2 separate regions of the Homo sapiens genome follow, and region 2 is linked to region 1. A link is an interaction called in ENCODE POLR2A ChIA-PET data of the cell type or tissue named here. Cell type or tissue: OCI-LY7. All regions are shown on one strand. Links, peaks and the distances in the headings refer to the core of each region. The heading gives the core; the rest is flanking DNA.

Region 1 (9,935 bases), core at 2,881-7,880:
AATATTATTGAGAAATTAACCCAAATACATGGAACTATATATAATGTTTCTGGATATCCCATTTACTCACATTAACCTATAATGTGATCCCAACCAAATCCCAAGAGGATTCTTGTAGAAATAACAAGCTGATTCTAAAACATTTGGAAATGCAAAAGGCCAAGAATAGCCAAGGCAATACTGAAGAAATCCCACAAAGCTAGAGGGCTTACATCACACATATCTAGATGTTTACGTAGCTAAAGTAATTAAGGCAATGTGGTATTGCCACGAAGATAGACTGACCCAAGGAAAGCAGTAGCGTCCAGACAAGATGAAGAAAACTAAGAGAATTGTCCCCAGAAGAACTGCCCTGAAAGAATAACTAAAGGAAGCTCTTCAAACAAGAAGGAAATGATAAAAGAAGAAAACATGGAACATGGGGAATAAAGAAAACAATGGAGCCGGGCACGGTGGCTCACGCCTGTAATCCCAGAACTTTAGGAGGCCAAGGCGGTGGATCACTTGAGGCCAAGAGTTTGAGACCAGCCTGGCCAACGTGGTGAAACCCCATCTCTACTAAAAATACAAAAATTATCCGGGTGTGGTGATGCGCACCTGTAATCCCAGCTACTCGGAAGGTTGAGGTGGGAGAATCGCTTGAACCCAGGAGGCAGAGGTTGCAGTGAGCTGAGATCATGCCACTGCACACCAGCCTGGGTGACAGAGTGAGACTCTGTCTCAAAAAACAAACAAACAAGAAACAAAAACAGAATGCTAAAAGCAAAATAATCCACAGGAAGGCAGGAGAAAAAGGTGATGGTGGGGCAGGTGGAGGGTGGAGGGAAGAAACAGCAAGCCAGGCAAAGAGGAATGCAGGAACAAGAATGGGGCGAGACAGCAACATGCACGTGTGGGGCCTACAAGACAGTAGGTGATGCTGTTGCAGAAAATATAACGCAGGAATCTTACTAGAGCAGCAGGCGAGGTCCAGCTCATTGGGAGCCCTGAATGAGAGGCATCAGAGCTTGGGCTTATTTTCTAGATGCTGGGCCTGAGGATAAAATTCAACTTGTGAATTCCCTGAGAGAATATTGTTTTTCAAAATTGGTAGTCCCCAGCTACTCTCCTGCTATTTCATCTATGCAGAGTCAGCCACTTTCAAATCTTCCAGCTGAGCCTTTGGCATTTACCTCCATACTTCGAAATTACATGTGTGCGTTGACAATTATGTTTTAGATTATCTACTGATGTCTCCCAGGGAAGATGAGGATCCGGCTCCCGGCCCTGCCCCACCCTCCCACACGTGCACATTTCCTTCGTGCGCATTTCCTACACGCATTTTTCCTCTGCTCTCACTCAACAACAATCAACACAGAAGACTTCTGTGACCAGATGTGTGCAGATCTCTCCCCACCAACAAGCAAGCAATCAATTCTGCAGCGGACACCAGCTGGGTGTCCTCTAATTCAGTTCACTTCTGAGACCATCTGCCTGGAGACAGCATCAGATCACGGGTTGAGGGCTCAGTCCCACAAGACTGCTCCCTCCCACTTCCAATTCCCATCACAACCCCCAGGGGTTGTATTACCTGTGCTACTGACTAACCAGCTATAAATTTGGGTTCCCATGACTCACTCCTCAAGTTCAATTAAATTGCTAGAGTGGCTCACAGAGGCAGGAAACACTTATGTTTACCAGTTTAATTGTAAAGGATATCACAATAGATACAGATGAAGAAATGCATAGGGCAAGGTATGGGGAAGGGACACGGAGCTTCCATGCCCTTCCTGGGCACCCTGCCCTCCTGGAACCTCCACATGCTCCGCTATCCAGAAGCTCCCCAAACTCTGTCTTCTTGGGCCTTCTATGAAGGCTTCATTGGATAGGCACGTTTGACGACCATGTAGAAATGAAATTAAACAAAAATGGTTTGGCCGGGCACAGTGGCTCACACCTGTAATCCCAGCACTTTGGGAGGCCAAGGCAGGTGGATCAACTGAGGTTGTGAGTTTGAGACCAGACTGGCCAACATGGTGAAACCCCATCTCTACTAAAAATACAAAAATAGCTGAGGGTGGTGGCGTGCACCTGTAATCCCAGCTACTTGGGAGGCTGGGGCAGTAGAGTCGCTTGAACCCAGGAAGTGGAGGTTGCAGTCAGCCAAGATCGCGCCACTGCACTCCAGCCTGGGCAACAAAAGGGAAACTCGGTCTCAAAAAAAAAATTAGTTTCTCATTTATGATAAAATAACATTTTTTTCAAAATGTTGACATTTTCAAGAAGTTAAAAAAAAAGTCTTCCCATTAATGAGTTTATAAAAAAAAATAAAAAAGAAACTTCTTAAACCCTGAAAAGCAGTAGGCTCTAATTTCGTGAATCTCAAGTGCTAATAATCCATTTTCTGACTGATCTAGAATATCCGGTTCATATTCAAATTTAAGCCATCAACTGTATTTTCTTTTTCCAAACTCGGTTTCTACTCAGCTTCAATTCAATGCATAAATTTGTCTTTTTATAAACTCTTGAAATACAACTGCAACAATTTTCATCATTGCTTTTTTTCATAAAATAATCAATCATCTAAAAATGGTTTTGATTGAAATGACAAAAACAGCCTCTGACACATAATTAGAACATCTAATACATTTTGATTAGGAACTTGCTCGACATTCATGCCAGTTTCAGATACTGAGAAATAAATTGATTTTAGTAAAAATATGTTTTTACAAAATGCTTACATGTGGTTGTTTTAGAACATAGAGTACTCGAAGTTTTGATCTCTTGGTTTTGCAAATCCGTAATCCATAGTTCATCTTATGTGAAAAGCATGTATATATACTTTTAAAGACTTTGATTGAAGTTAAGGATAACCTTATAGTTTTGAAATATCTAATGAAGCATATTTCAGCTAAAAAGAAAAATTTAGGTTTTTGTTAGGGAAAATTTCGAATATATACAAAAGTAGAGAGAATACTGTAATGCACCCTCATATCCCCATTATACAGCCCCAACAATGAGCCACACTCATAGCCAATTTGTTTCATCTGTGTCCCCATCCACTCTCCACTTCCGGCCCAGACTTGGTTATTTTTAAAGAATTCCATGTATCATATTCGTTTGTAAATATTCAGTATGTATTATTAACAATAAGGACACTTTTAAAAAATAACCACAATGCTACTATCACACATTTTCTTTCTTTCTTTTCTTTTGAGACGGAGTCTCATTCTGTCTCACAGGCTGGAGTGCAGTGGCGTGATCTTGGCTCACTGCAACTTCTGCCTCCTGGGTTCAAGCGATTCTCCCGTCTCAGCCTCCTGAGTAGCTGGGATTACAGGTGCCCGCCACCCACCCCAGACTAAATTTTGTATTTTTAGTAGAGACAGGGTTTTGCCATATTGGCCAGGCTGGTCTCAAACTCCTGACTTCAGGTGATCTGCCCGCCTTGGCCTCCCAAAGTGCTGGGATGACAGGTGTGAACCACTGCACCTGACCTCTTTCTTTTTAAAAATAGAGATGGAGTCTCACTAGGTTGCCCTGGCTGGTCTCAAACTCCTGGGCTCAAGATATCATCTTGCCTCAGCCTCCCAAAGTGCTGGATTACAGTGTGAGCCACCGCACCTAGCCACACATTTTAAAATTTAACAATTCCTTAGATTTATCAAACATCCAGATCAATTTTCCTGATTCAAAAAATAGAATTTTAAGATGACAAATCAATGAGGAAGTCAACATTAAATTAAAAACCATTGCGGCCGGGCGCGGTGGTTCACGCCTGTAATCCCAACACTTTGGGAGGCCGAGGCAAGTGGATCACTTGAAGTCAGGAGTTCGAGACCAGCCTGGCCAACACGGTGAAACCCTATCTCTACTAAAAATACAAAAATTAGCCGGGTGTGGTGGCAGGTGCCTGTAATCCCAGCTACTCTGGAGGCTGAGGCAGGAGAATCGTTTGAGCCCGGGAGGTGGAGGTTGCAGTGAGCTGAGATTGCGCCACTGCACTCCAGCCTGGGCAATACAGTGAGACTGTTTAAAAAAAAAATTGCAAAAGATGAACTGCCAGCATGAGGAACTCTATAGCCCCACTTTCTAGTGAAAGTGGACTCCAGCCTGGTCAACGTGGTGAAACCCTGTCTCTACTAAAAATACAAAAATTAGCCAGGTGTGGTGGCAGGTGCCTAGACACTTCTAAGTAAACAGAAAGTAAGAGGATTTATTGCTAGCAGACACACATTACAAGAAATACTAAAGGAATCTTCAGGCTGAAACAAGATTCAAATACACATGAGACAAAAAAAAAAAAAAACAACTCTGGTAAAGGAAATTCTGTAATTATAAAAAGTATAATTTTATAATTATATATTATATAATTGTATTTACATACAGTCATCCCTTATTATCCATGGGGGATTGGTTCCAGGACTGCCCGTATAACCAAACCAAATCCACACATACTCAAGTCCCATAGTTAGCCCTGAAAAACCCATGAGAAGTAGGCCCTCTGTGTCTGCAAGACCCTGTCTCTGCAAAAATTAAAACAAAAATAAATTAGATGGGTATAGTGGCACATGCCTATAGACCTGGCTACTTGGGAGGCTAAGGCAGGAGGATCGCTTGAGCCCAGGAGTTTAAGACTGCAGGAGCCAGCTGGGCACGGTGGCTCACGCCTGTAATCCCAGCACTTTGGGAGGCTGAGGCGGGCAAATCATGAGGTCAGGAGATCAAGACCATCCTGGCTAACATGGTGAAATCCCATCTCTACTAAAAATACAAAAACTTAGCTGGGCATGGTAGCACACGCCTGTGGTCCTAGCTACTTGGGAGGCTGAGGCAGGAGAATCAAGGCAGCTTGAACTCAGGAGGTGGAGGTTGCAGTGAGCCAAGATCATGCCACTGCACTCCAGCTTGGACAACAGAGTGAGACTCCGTCTCAAAAAAAAAGAAAAAGACTGCAGGAGCCATGATTTCACCACTGTACTACAGTCTGAACAACAAGAGTGAGACTCTGACTCAAAAAAAAAAAAAAAAAAAAAACAGTAAGAAAGAAAAAAAAACAGTAAGAAAGAAAGAAAAAAGTAACGCAGGTCTCCAGGGATGCCTTTATACACAGCTGAACAGGTTTGCAGCTGATAGAGATCTGGGCCTCAGATGGAGACTAATTCAGGAGTCACAAACAGAAAGCTGGTTGTTGAAACCATGAGAACAAAGAGTTGCAGGCTGGAATTACTGGGAGCTAAGTGTCAAATTCAGAGAGACAGATGCAGCAGAATTAGAACTGGAAAATGTGGACTCCCTTTGGAAGGATGATGGTTGCTAGTGACTTCAGTGGGTACAATTTCAATGGCATCGTAGGTAAGGAAGTCAGATGCAAAAAGAAGCAGAGACAGAATAGACTCTCTACCAAGAACTTGGATGAAAGAAAAAGAGAGTAGCTATGAAGGGGGCCAGCTCCATGGCGTTTTTTGTTTGTTTTGCTTTGCTTTGCTTTTTAGGATGAGCTATTTGGGGCATGTTCATAGGCTGTGATAAGGACCTTGCAGAGGGGGCAGGGAGGGCTGCTGAAGCAAGAGCTGAAGAATGGGAGGTCACAGTGAAGAGGCTGGCTCTCCCTGGAAGGAGGAGAGTCTGGAGCAATAAGGTGAGGGTGCATGGGCAGGATCATGCTGTGAGCAGAGGGACCAACTGACCTTTTGTTCCAGGCTCTTTTCAAGAACGTTGGTATAGGCCAGGTGCAGTGGCTCACGCCTGTAATCCCAGCACTTTGGGAGGCCGAGGCGGGCGGATCACGAGGTCAGGAGATCGAGTTCATCCTGGGTAACATGGTGAAACCCCATCTCTACTAAAAATACAAAAAATTAGCCAGATGTGGTGGCGGGCGCCTGTAGTCCCAGCTACTTGGGAGGCTGAGGCAGGAGAATGGCGTGAACCCGGGAGGTGGAGCTTGCAGTGAGCCGAGATCGTGCCACTGCACCCCAGCCTGGCGACAGAGCGAGACTCTGTCTAAAAAAGAAAAAAAAAAAAAAAGATTGTTGGTACAGCAGACTGCCTTGGAAGATAAAGATAGTGCCTCCCTCTGGAGCAGAGGGCAGATTTCCTCACTATCCAACGTAATAAAGATAATGTCTCCCTCTTGGACAAGAGCAGGTTTGCTTGCAGCCCATTATAAAAGATTCTGGTTTCCTTATCTCAGGGATTCTCAGCTGTGCTGCAAACCCATTGTGTGTGCAACACTCACCTGGGCCTCTCTGTATCACTCTCATGGGGCTTGAGGAGTAAAGAGAAGTGACACAAACATGATGCCTATGTTGCTTGCTGCACCATGAGTAATAAAGTCCTTTGTCTCTGATCCAGTAGTCTTGTGTCTTCTACCAGCATCCACAGAACTATGGCAGTTTCATTGGTTAGCTTGTAAGGAGAGCAAAATCTGCACAGTTCTTAACAAAAGATGACTTTGAACTTGGGGGCATGGGAAGTTGAAGGTCACTCCTGATGGGCTGCATTTTCTCACAGGTATGGCTGGGAAAAGAGGAGGCTTGAGGAAAGAAGTAAGTTCTAGAATCATTGTTGAGCAGGATAGAAGCTGGAGCTGAGCAAGGATAAGGAAATGGCTGATGTTGAGAGCCAGCTGAGGCCAAACTTGTGTTCCCAATTCACACTCTGGAATGAGCTACACCTGACCCCTGACCCCTGCAGCACTCAGCCAGGCCAGGGACAGGCAGCACAGGAGAGGCAGAGGCAAGAGTGAATCCAGGTCAGAGTTTTGCTGGGAAGAAAGCCAGGAACACAAGAGAATCTGGGTTACTGATGCAGGAGTAGCTCAGATTATAACCCAGGGAGTCCTGCCTAGATAGGAAAGAAAGCTGCTGAGAGAGGGTTGGCCCACTGGGAGAAAAGGGAAGGATGGAGACCCTGGAGGTCCTGTGAGGCTGAAGATGGGAGGAAGGAGAACTCCAGGTGGGTGGATAGGAGATCTTGGTGTGAGGGGAGTACTGCCATTTAAGGCATTGGAGGTGGACCTGGATTATTAACACAGATAGGGGGTTAACTCCCACACAGGAGGAGAGCACCCTCTCCCCAGCTCTTAAGACTGGAGTCCTGAGGCCTGGCGCAGTGGCTCGCACATGTAATCCCAGCAGTTTGGGAGGCCAAGGTGGGCAGATCACCTGAGGTCAGGAGTTTGAGACCAGCCTGGCCAACGTGGTAAAGCCCCCATCCCTACTAAAAATACAAAAAAAAAAAGCTGGGCATGGGGGTGCACTCCTGTAATCCCAGCTACTGGGGAGGCTGAGGCAGGAGAATCGCTTGAACCTGGGAGGTGGAAGTTGCAGTGAGCCGAGATCACGCCTCTGCACTCCAGCCTGGGTAACAGGCTGTTTCAAAAAAAAAAAAAAAAAAAAAGACTAGAGTCCCGGCAGGGAGAGGCTGGGCTGTGTGTGGGGGCCAAGTTTGTAGGTTTGTAAGTGGAAGTTGAATAAATTACTAATGAATGATTCTCCTTTTCTCCATGAAGTAGAGGGTAAGGCACTTACTGAGAGCAAGGGCTAGGAGGGATATTTATGGGCACAGAGAGAAGGTCTGAGGAAATGTGAGAAGCCAGTGATCAGGGGATAAGTAACATCTACAGGAATTTTGACAAGTAAACCCATAAAGATTGAAATGAAAGTCGTGACACCATAAATTCCAAGTAGTGCCCATCTGCGGGGTAGCAAGATGAGTCTGGCTCTGCTGAGCAGTCTTGGGGTGAAGGAAAGAACTGGCCCAATGTGAGTGACCTCCAGTGACCCTGACTTGGTAGGAGTACTGAGACTGGATGGACTGAATGGCCATTCCTGACCACAGGCCCAGGCCCTGGGAGGTTTTCGGGAAGCCTTGCAATCAGACAGGTACCTGTTGCTGCACCCAGACTTCCTCGGATACATGAAGAACAGATTAGAGCCAAAGGCCCGTGACACGGTAGCCTAGGTCCCTCTCATCCTTGCAGCCTGCTGACAGTTGGGAGTCTGGGGCATGTCACAGCCTGCCGCATGTCACAGCTTGCCGAACAGTGGCCACTGAAGCACACCCATCTCATCCATCACTCACTGCCAGGGAGTGTTCCACTTAGAGAGCACGGGTGCTGAGCTTCCCAGCCCTTTCTGATGCTGGAGCCTGCTAGACCAGGGGTCCCCAATCCCAAGCCTGGTCCGAGACCTGTTAGGAACAGGGCATCGCAGCAGGAGGTGAGTGGAGGGGGAAGGAGCATTACCGCCTGAGCTCCGCCTCCTTCAGATCAGCCTCGGCATTAGAGTCTCAAAGGAGTGCGAACCCTTTTGTGAAATGCGCATGCCAGGGATCTAGGTTGCGGGCTCCTTATGAGAGCATCTTAACTCATGCCTGATGATCTGAGGTGGAACAGTTTCATCCCCAACCCCCCCACCCCCACCCCCCTCCGTGGAAAAATTGTCTTCCAGGAAACCAGTCCCTGGTGCCAATAAGTTTGGGAACCCGTTGTGCTGAACATTTCAGGTGGTCTCTCTGACTGGCCTCGTTCTGTGAAAGGAACTCAATGCGATTGAGGGGACTGGCCACCCTGGATGGTTACCAAATAAGCGCTGACAGCCTTAGCTCCCCCACGAAACCCATCACGGCAAGCTCCCCACCTCACCCCCTTTTCCCCCCTCTACCGCCAGCCCAGAGACTGAGCTGTCGGGTTTTGCTCCTCCACCCTGCCCGCCCCCTCCCAGCTGTCCTGGCGTCCGCAGACTGACAGATCTGAGGGTCCTTTGGAGGGAGCCGGGCACATCTCCTCCCGGCCGCCGCCCACCCGCCACAGAGTCTAGAGGCCGAGTGCCGGGCCCGCAGAGGGCAGAGCGCAGCCAGCGCAGCAGGTGGCGGCGTCTACCCGCGCCTAGCTAGCCCCGGACGGCGCGAGGAAAGCGCCCTGCCCAACCCGAGACTGGCGGCCTCCCGGGGCTGGGCTCTGGAGAGAGCGCAGTGGCAGGAGTGGCCGCTGCCGAAGTCCCCCGGGCAGGGGGCAGGGCCAAAGGAGCGCGCGCTCTGGGCGCCGGGACGACACTCCAGCCCCGGGGGACCCGCCGCCCAGCTCCCGAGGGTGCGGCAGCCTCTGGCCACTCAGCCGGGGCCGAGAGGGAGCTGCCGGGCGGGCAGGCGCCGCAGGCACCCGGCGGGCAGGGCGGGGCAGGGCAAGACGGCCGCCTCCGCAAGTGCCACCCGGCCCACCCGGTTCTCTCCCTTCTGCCTGGGACGTCAGCGGACGGGGCGCTCGCGGGCCGGGGCTGTATGGGGCTCCCGCGCGGGTCGTTCTTCTGGCTGCTGCTCCTGCTCACGGCTGCCTGCTCGGGGCTCCTCTTTGCCCTGTACTTCTCGGCGGTGCAGCGGTACCCGGGGCCAGCGGCCGGAGCCAGGTAGGGGCTGCCGAGCGCAGAGCGGGAGGGCGCAGGGGCGACCAGGGCGCGGGGAGGGTCCCCAGCCCAGGGCTCCCCGGCGGCCCGCAGCCCTCAGCCCAACCTCCGCGTGGACCCCTCTGGGGCAGCTCTCAGCGAGGACTCGGCCGCGGCCCTTTGTCGCCAGAACCCTCTCCCAGCCTTGACCTCGCGCTGCCCGGACCCCGCGGCCTTTGCCTGGGTCCAAGGAAGACCTCGCCCCTGTGCACTGGCGACCCGCCCCGGTGCCCCTTGTTGGTGAAGTCCTCCCCGGCCTGATAAGTACACTTTCTATTGTCGAAATCTGGCTGGGTCCCCGAAGCAGATAAAAACTTCCTTTTTTGTCGGGAACTCTCCCTCGGTAACGTCAGATTCTGCTTTTTGGGCAGGGGCCCAAGTCTCCGGTTTCCAACTTCGCGGGGACCCTCCGTCGGGCCGCGGCCAGTCGCCTTTCCCGCCCGCTGCGGTCTCTGTCCGCCCCGCGCCCGCTCCCTTCTCCCCGGCTTCCGCTCGCCGTGTCTGGATAAGCCC
Region 2 (9,525 bases), core at 1,256-6,255, 220 kb after region 1:
GCATACCTGTAATCCCAGCTACTCAGGAGGCTGAAGCATGAGAATCGCTTGAACCAGAGAGATGGAGGTTGCAGTGAGCCAAGATCGCACCACTGCACTCTAGCCTGAGCGACAGAGTGAGACTGTCTCAAAAAAAAAAAAAAAAATGAAAAAAAAAGTCAATCCTGCCTCAAAAGACCCTCATCCCTTCCCAGCACAGGCGCCAACACTGGGGTGAAGACACGGCACGTCTCTTCCCCCACCGCCCCATCCCTGTGCTGATTCTGTGAGGCTGCGGCAGGAAGGAGAGAAATTGAAAGCAGATGTGATTCCCGCAGGGCCTGATGGGTGGTGGCGCTGCTTTCCCCTTGCTGGGGGCTTTGTTGCAGAGACCAGGCTTTCTCAAGCTCAGCACTGTTGATGTTTGGGGCTGGCTCATTCTCTGCGGCAGGGGCCTGTCAGTGCACTGTTCCTCAGCGTCCCTGGCTTCTGCTCACCAGATGCCAGTAGCAGCCCCCAAGTTGTGACAACCAAAAATGTCTCCGGACCTTGCCAAATGCCCCTGCGGGACACACTTGCCACTGACTGAGAACCAGGGCTCTACTGATTTGGTGTGGCCAAGGGACAGCTGCTCAGGCCTGCTGATGAGAGGCGGTCTCCTAAGCGGCTCCCCTGGGTGACACGTTCTGCTGACTCCAGGAGGTGGCCTCATGCCATATTGCTCTGAGAGGGTACCCCCACTCCCAGTCCCGTAATCCGCAGGACTGGGATTCCCATACTCTGGACTCGACCATACTCTAGACTTGACTCTGGGCCCTTAGGTTCAGCATCCATCTTCTGAAGGGGACCAGGTGCGGTGGCTCACGCCTGTAATCCCAGCACTTTGGGAGGCCGAGATGGGCAGATCATTTGAGGTCAGGAGTTCAAGACCAGCCTGACCAACATGGTGAAAACCTGTCTCTACTAAAAATACAAAAATTAGCCACGTGTCGTGGCCCACACCTGTAATCCCAGCTACTTAGGAGGCTGAGGCAGGAGAATCATTTGAACCTGGGAGGTACAGTGCGGGGGTGGGGGGAGTCCGTCCCGCAGATCCTGACCCAACGACGGATGAATAACTTACACTGACACAGATATTCTGCTTGTCAGTCCAGCTAAGGGTCTGGGCCCCTCACAGACACCAAGGAAGGTGCTGTAAAGAATAGCAGCCATGGCCTCGACTGGCTGGCCCTGCTGGCATTTGTTCAGCACACATTAAATGACAAACGTCTCAAGTAAACACCACTAGAAGGTAATTACCATTGCTCACCCCCCAGGTAGACAGCAATCTTGCACCCATGGATGGTCAAAGGTTAGTCTTAGGACCACGTGGGTAAACAAGCTATTTAGATAGACTCCTCTACATTCCTGTGTTAATTACCCTTGCTATAACTCAAAGAGGATTAGGCTGCCTTCAGCCATAACTCTATTTTGAGGCTTTTGCAAAAACCTTCAGGCCTTCCAAGAAAGTTTGTGTTTATTTTACAATTTCTCCCACCATCCTGACTGAACCCCTCCAGTGGAGGTTGCAGTGAGCCGAGATTGTGCCACTGCACTCCAGCCTGAGCTACAGAGCGAGACTGGTCTCAAAAAACAAACAAACAAACAAAAACGTCTCCTGAAGGGATGGGTGGTCCCAGCCCTCAGTGCTTTCCAAACCTCAGGAGCCCCAGGGCAGAGCAGCCAATGCACAGCCAAGACAGCCAGCAGGAACACAGGTGTGCTTCCCTGCCCTCCCACACACTTGACAGACAGTGATTCCACTGTGTCCCCAACCCCTACAACCTCCATCTGGTTTCAAGAGAAACCAGTCAAGTCCTCTCAAAAGAGTGAGGCTTGGCCGGGCACGGTGGCTAACGCCTGTAATCCCAGCACTTTGGGAGGCCGAGGCAGACAGATCACTTGAGATCAGGAGTTGGAGACCAGCCTGACCAACATGGTGAAACCCCGTCTCTACGAAAAATACAAAAATTAGTTGGGTGTCGTGGCAGGCACCTGTAATCCCAGCTGTTCAGGAGGCTAAGGCAGGAGAATCACTTGAACCCGGGAGGCGGAGGTTGCAGTGAGTCGAGATCGCGCCATTGCACCCCAGCCTGGGTGACAGACCGAGACTCTGTCTCAAAAGAAAAAAAAAAAAGAGTGAGGCTTGCTCAGGCATGGCTCACACTTGTAATCCTAGTACTTTGGGAAGCCGAGGCAGGCAGATCACCTGAGGTCAGGTGAGAGAGAGAAAGAGAAAAATGAGGGGCTGGGCGGGGTGGCTCACGTCTGTAATCCCAGCACTTTGGGAGGTCAAGGTGGGTGGATCACCTGAGGTCAGAAGTTCGAGACCAGCCTGACCAACATGGTGAAACCCCGTCTCTACTAAAAATACAAATATTAGCCAGGTGTGGTGGCAGGCGCCTATAATCCCAGCTACCCGGGAGGATGAGCAGGAGAATCACTTGAACCTGGGGGTTGGAGGTTGCAGTGAGCTGAGATCACGCCACTTCTTTCCAGCCTGGGCGAAAGAGCGAAACTCCATCTCAAAAAAAAAAAAGATTGAGGCCTTTTCTCACAGACACCAGCTCTCCCCAAAAGGTGGCCCCTTCCCTCACTTCTCTCCCTCTTTCTTTCAGGGCAGGTGCAATGACATTTGACACCAACTACCTGGGGTTGGGCCTCAGGTGATGCCTTCCTCCACAGGACAGCCCTCACTTCAGACACCAGCTGCAAGTTCAGGGTCCTCACTTTTGACCAGATGGCCTCAAATTCAGGGGTTCCCACCACCCCCTCAGATTCCTAATTCACTAGAATGACTCACAGCACTCAGGTAAATGCTGAAGTTTCATTTACAGTTTTATTACAGCAAAAGAACACGAATCAGAACCAGCCACAGCCAGAAGCACTGCGTCCGGGCTGGGTGGGTCCCCGGTGCAAAGCGCTGTTATCCTCAGGGACACCTTAACCCTCCTGGTACCTCCATCTGTGACAATAGACAGAGCATCACTAACCAGGGAAGCTCACCCGAGCCTCTGTGTAGAGTTGTCCTTGGGGTTTTATATGCAGGCATGATGGAGGAATCATACACCACACACTAAACTCAAGCTCCAGCCCCTCCGTCCCCGGAAGTCAGGCTGATAACAAGTGGCTCAAAGACCCAACCTTCTAATTTTGTTTTCTTTTTCTTTCTGCTTTTTTTTTTTTTTTTTTTTTTGAGACAGGTTCTTGCTGTGTTGTTCAGGCTGGAGTGCAGTGGTGTGATCACGGCTCACTGCAGCCTCAAACTCCTGGGCTCAAATGATCCTCCCTTATGGTCCCTCTTATGGGACCGTAAGCATGCACCAACACACCCAGCTAATTTTTAAATTTTTTTGTTTGTTTGTTTGTTTTGAGACAAGGGCTCCCTCTGTCGCCCAGGCTGGAGTGCAGTGGAAGGATCATAGCTCACTGTAGCCTCAATCACCTTCCATCACCCAGGCTCCAGAGCCACAGCCTTCTAATCTCACGGTTGGTCTTCCTGGACCTAGAGTCATTTGCATAAATGATCGGGTGTCCTCCGAGGCCCGATCGTGAGTAACACAGACACTACTATCACTCAGGAAATTCTGAGGATTTACAGGTTACCTCCCAGGAACCAGGAACAAAAGCCAGTGGAATTCTCAATTCCACACAGGGTTGACAGCGTCAGTGTCGAGAGGCATCTCCCAGCCAGCCCCCTCAGTGGGTGGTTCCCTGAACCAAGAATTGGGGGTGCATTTTATTCTCAGCGGTGGGCTCTCCTAATTCCAGGAAAACGTGGAGGATCACACAGGGCACCTCACTCCTCCTTGTCATCCACTCTCCATCTCATTTAGCTCTCACAGCAACCTCCAGGCAGGGTCAGGCATGAGCCACTGTACCCAGCCTTTTTTTTTTTTTTTTTTTGAGACAGAGTCTCTCTCTGTTTCCCCGGCTGGAGTAAAGTGGTGCGATCTCTGCAACCTCCACATCCTGGGTTCAAGCAATTCTCCTGCCTCAGCCTCCCAAGTAGCTGGAATTACAGGCTCGCGCCACCACACCCAGCTAATTTTTTGTATTTTTAGTAGAGATGGAGTTTCGCCATGTTGCCCAGGCTGGTCTCAAACTTCTGACCTCGAGTGATCCGCCCGCCTCGGCCAGCCAAAGTGCTGGGATTACAGGCATGAGCCACTGTGCCCGGCCTAAGGCTTGATTTATACATTTTAGGAAGACAGAAGTTACAGGAAAAGACATAAATGGACAGAGGTAAGGTATACATTGGCTCAGCCCAGAAAGGTGGGACATCTTGAAGTGGGGGTGGTTTCCAGGTCATAGGTAGATTTCAACATTTGCTGATTGGCAATTTGTTGAAAATGGTAAGCTCTGCCTGAAGAGCTGAAATCAGCTTGAGTTATGGTAAGTGGTGGGTGGTTGTGGAAGCCAAAGTTCTTGTCTTGTAGATGACGCCTTCAGGTAGCAGGCTTCTGAGAGAAGAGATGTGAATGTCACAGGTGCCAGTCTCTCCAGAGAGACCTGAGAAGGGAAGGGGATTCTCTACAGAATGCAGATTTCCCCCATAAAAGAAAGCTTTGGAGGGCCATTTCAAAATATGTCAAAAAAATGTATTTTGGGAGACCAGGCGCGGTGGCTCATGCCTGTAATCCCAACACTTTGGGAGGCCAAGGTGGCTGGTGGATCACCTGAGGTCAAGAGTTCAAGACCAGCCTGGCCACCATGGTGAAACCCCATCTACTAAAAATACAAAAATTAGCTGGGCATGGTGGCAGGCACCTGTAATCCCACTACTCGGGAGGCTGAGGCAGGAGGCCAAGGTTGCAGTGAGCCAAGATGGCACCATTGCACTCCAGTCTAGACAAGAGCGAAACTCCATCTCAAAATTTAAAAAAAGAAATATACTTTGGGGAAAATCCTTTTGTTACTGGTGGAGGGTGTCCAGGTTTTTGGTGTCTTAAATAATTGTACAAAATTCACAAACAAACAAAGGAAAGAATGAAGCAACAAAAGCAGAGACTTATTGAAAACAAAAGTACAGGCCGGGCGCGGTGGCTCACGCCTGTAATCCCTGCAGCATTTTGGGAGGCCAAGGCAGGCGGATTACTTGGGGCCAGGAGTTCGAGACCAGCCTGGCCAACATGGTGAAACCCCGACTCTACTAAAAATACAAAAATTAGGCCAGGCGCGGTAGCTCATGCCTGTAATCCCAGCACTTTGGGAGGCCAAGGCAGGCGGATCACGAGATCAGGAGTTCAAAACCAGCCTGGCCAATATGGTGAAACCCCCATCTTTACTAAAAATACAAAAATTAGCTGGGCGTGGTGGTGCGTGCCTGTAATTCCAGCTACTCAGGAGGCTGAGGCAGAAGAATCGCTTGAACCCAAGAGGCGGGGTTTGCAGTGAGCTGAGATCGTGCAGCTGCACTCCACCCTGGGCAACAGAGGAAGACTCTGTCTCAGAAACAAAACAAAACAAAAATTATCTGGGCGTGGTGGCGATGCCTATAATCCCAGCTACTCAGGAGGCTGAGACATGAGAATTTCTTGAACCTGAGATCGTGTCACTGCATTCCAACTTGGGTGACAGGGCAAGACTCTGTCTCAAAAAAAAAAGAAAAAACAAAACAAAAGTACACTCCACAGGGTGAGAGCAGCCTGAGCATAGGGGCTAATTTTTGGGGGTTTAAATACCCTCTAGAAGTTTCCATTGGTTACTTGGTGTACGCCCTATGTAAATGAAGGGATGAAGTAAAGTTACAAAGTCATTCACTCGGTGTACGCCCTATGTAAATGGAGAGGATATTTCCTGTCATAGTTGAAGTGTTTCCATTTGATTCAGTTCTAGGAAGTCCTTAGAGTCCCTGCTTCCAGATCCTATTCTCCTGTCTCACTTTGATTGCCTTTTTTTTTTTTTTTTTTTTAAGAGACAGGGTCTCACAGCTCACTGCATCCTCAACCTCCTGGGCTCAAGGGATCCTCCCACCTCAGCTTCCCAATTAGCTGGGAATACAGACATGAACCACCATGCCCAGCTAACTTTTGTGTTTTTTGTAGAGATAGGGTTTCACCATGTTGCCCAGGCTGGTCTTGAATTCTAGGCTCAAGCCATCCGCCCGCCTTGGCCTCCCAAAGTGCTGGGATTACAGGCGTGAGCCACCACGCCCAGCCTTATTTTTTTTACTATTTTATTTTTTGAGACAGGGTTTTGCTCTTGTTGCCCAGGCTGGAGTACAGTGGCGCCATCTCAGCTCGCTGCAACCTCTGCCTCCCAGCTTCAAGCAATTCTCCTGCCTCAGCCTCCTGAGTAGCTGGAATTGCAGGCATCTGCCACCATGCCCAGCTAGTTTTTTGTATTTTTAGTAGAGATGGGTTTCACCATGTTGGCCAGGCTGGTCTCAAACTCCTGACCTCAGGTGATCCTCCCGCCTTGGCCTCCCAAGGGAGGCTGGGATTATAAATGTGAGCCTCCATGGCCGGCCCATAGCTGCCTTTGGACATTTGCATTGTTTGGGGGTTTTTAGCTCTCATAGACCTGGACCCTCTTGAACTGACAAATTTGGCACAGTTGAGCCAAGAACCTTGTGACTTCCTGAATCATTTGCCTCCTGAGTTGTTATAATGTCTCCTTAGTGTTTGCCTCCTGCCTTCTCAGCCCCTACAGCCCTGGCCTTTTTCCTTGCTCCGTTTCTGTCTCTTCCACCCCATCTTGCCAGTGCAGCTATGAATCCGGCCATAGGGGCAAGGAAGCATGTCATTTGGCAGGAGCTTCTGCGGTGCACAGAGAGAAGGCACTAGAAGCCCCTTGAGGGTTTCCACTTGAACCAAAGTCTTCAATGATGTTCGGGCATTTCAGACCCCCTCAAATGCCTCCAAAGACTCCCACCAAGAGCTACTGAAACCGAGGCATAGGTGAGGTCGAGGACTCAGTGCCTTGTGATTCCATTTCAGATTTTCCAGAGACCAGCCCAGCAGCTGCTGCCTACCACTGTCCTTGCTGAAGCTGGGAAGGGTCACTCCTAGCAGGCTTGGCTCTGTCTGCCTGTATTTTGCTCCTGCCCCCAGCATGGTTTCTGGTACCCTATAGAGAGAATCAGCTTAGAGATCCAAGTTGGTATTATTTTTAGAAATAAAGATCACTCAGTCCCAGCTTGCTGAGGCTTGTTTGGAGAATGAAAACAGGGAAAGGCCTCATATTTTTCCAAAGTTCAAGTTGGAGTGGCGCAACGTGGATGCAAAACTTCTGAATTATTGCCTGAAATGTTCTTTATCCTTGCAAAGACTGACCTTGTCTTCCAATTAGTTCCTCCCTTGGGGACAGGGCTGAGCAATCCTAAACACACCCCTCTTTGTCTTGTCCTGTTTGTTCCTGGACAATATTTCATGCCAAATCTCTACTTATGCCACCCTTTGTCTTCTAGTTTCTAGTACAGAGGAGATCTTTCTATAATTCATGCCGAAACTGGCCCGGTTAACAAGCAGCTCATTTTTTAAAACTTGAAAACTGAAATAGGGTTGTAGATGCAAAATGTCATTTTGTGGAGGCACAGCTGTCTTCGTTCTGGCAGGAGGTATCCAGCTGGTCTGGAACCTCAAGAGTCAGTCTGGTCTTATAAAGAGAAACGGTAAAAAAAACAAAACTGGTCAAGTGAAGTCTCACTTCAAACGTCAAAAAAGACATGTTAAGGCCGGGCGCGGTGGCTCACGCCTGTAATCCCAGCACTTTGGGAGGCCGAGGCGGGCGGATCACAAGGTCAGGAGTTCAAGACCACCCTGGCCAATATGGTTGAAACCCCATCTCTACTAAAAATACAAAAATTACCCAGGCGTGGTGGCGCATGCCTGTAATCCCAGCTACTTGGGAGGCTGAGGCAGGATAATTGCTTGAACCCAGGAGGCGGAGGTTGTGGTGAGCCGAGATTGTGCCGTTGCACTCCAGCCTGGGTGACAAGAGCAAAACTTCATTTCAAAAAAAGAAAAAATCAGCCGGGCGCGGTGGCTCATGCCTGTAATCCCAGCACTTTGGGAGGCCGAGGAGGGCGGATCACAAGGTCAGGAGATCGAGACCATCCTGGCTAACACGGTGAAACCCCGTCTCTACTAAAAATACAAAAAATTAGCCAGGCGTGGTGGCGGGCGCCTGTCGTCCCAGCTACTCAGGAGGCTGAGGCAGGAGAATGGCGTGAACCCGGGAGGCGGAACTTGCAGTGAGCCGAGATTGTGCCACTGCACTCCAGCCTGGGTGACAGAGCAAGACTCAGTCTCAAAAAAAAAAGAAAGAAAGAAAGAAAAAAATCCCTGACCCATCAGTAAAAATGAAGACTCTGTGGAAGTTGTCAGAAGCAAAATTGAGTCACTTGTGTTAAAACAAAACAAAAAGCTCTGACAAATAGAGCTGGGAAAGGCTATAAAGAGAAGGTTCTTATGCATAAATGCCAGATAACAAAAACTATCACGGAAGACTCAGCAAAAATCACAACCTTGCACAAAGGCCACTGAAACCTTACACAAAAAATACTTCTGCGAGGGCATCTGCCCAGCAACTGCCTGTACAACCTGGCACTGGGTCACACTTGTTGTTGATCCTTGTAGCCAAGGAAAATTATCCCAAAACAATTGTGTAATCCCCCTCAATCTTCCTCTAAAAACGTTCGTCCTCCTTTACCTAGTTGGATACACACATAGTTTACTATGGCACACATATTCCCATTGTCATGCCCGATCCCAAATAAACGTTGCTTTATTTCAGAGAGTCTCTCTCTCTTTTTTGTTTTGAGACAGAGTCTCACTCTGTTGCCCAGGCTGGAGTGCAATGGGGCGATCTCGGCTCACTGCAACCTCAGCCTCCCGGATTCAAGCGATTCTCCTGCCCTAGCCTCACTAGCAGCTGCGAATATAGGCGGATGCCACAACACCCAGCTAATTTTTGTATTTTTAGTAGAGACAGGCTTTCACCATGTTGGTCAGGCTGGTCTCGAACTCCTGACCTCAGGTGATCCTCCCACCTCGGCCTCCCAAAGTGCTGGAATTACAGGCGTGAGCCACCATGCTGGGCCACAAATTCTGTTTAACAAGATTAAATCTGACTCCAAGTCCTCTGCCAGGACTGGTACATAAAAGAGCCCCAGGGCCTTCCGCAGTTCCTGAGCTTCAAGGAGAGCCTCCGGTCTTCATTCTTTCCTCATCTTTATGAGAGTCCCCAGGGTACTTGTTGGAGTCCCCACCTCCTCGTCCAACTGTCCCTTCAATTTGTGAGGACTCCCCCTCTCCAAGGCTGGGGCACTCAGGGACACTTCAGTTCTTGCCTTTGGGAATTTAGGCTTTCAATAATAAAAGCCTCAATTCCAGCTGCTCGGGAGCGTCATTTGAACCCAGGAGTTTGAGTCCAGCCTGGGTAACATAGTGAGACCCTGTCTCTTAAAAAATAAATAAATAAAAATAATAAAAGCCTCTTAAGGGAGTCTCAGGTCCTCAAACACGTCCCTGTGCGCCTTCTTTCTCTTAAGACATGCAGGAA

What was found. ChIA-PET counts read pairs that join two places held together with the same protein. Peaks named below come from ENCODE experiments on the same cell type or tissue, not always from the same donor. Only the 100,000 strongest peaks of a DNase experiment are listed, where the experiment ranks them.
Region 2: POLR2A ChIA-PET joins it to region 1 with 5 read pairs; 4 of 35 experiments call an interaction of 5 or more read pairs at or near these places.

The regions. Positions count from the first base shown.
Region 1 is chr17:76,585,135-76,595,069 of GRCh38, reverse strand. It overlaps ST6GALNAC2 (ST6 N-acetylgalactosaminide alpha-2,6-sialyltransferase 2), which reads left to right and starts at 9,210. Exons shown (of 9, transcript NM_006456.3): 1 at 9,210-9,386. The coding sequence starts at 9,262. RefSeq lists enhancers at 7,543-8,223, 8,224-8,905 and silencers at 8,774-9,063, 9,114-9,453. In OCI-LY7, for the core only: no CTCF peak of the experiment used is centred there; a DNase peak (open chromatin) is centred at 5,106.
Region 2 is chr17:76,359,579-76,369,103 of GRCh38, reverse strand. No RefSeq gene overlaps it. Among named protein-coding and RNA genes, the nearest start is that of PRPSAP1, 10 kb to the right of the region's middle. RefSeq lists enhancers at 1-450, 451-951. In OCI-LY7, for the core only: CTCF peaks have their summits at 3,213 and 3,426; a DNase peak (open chromatin) is centred at 3,433.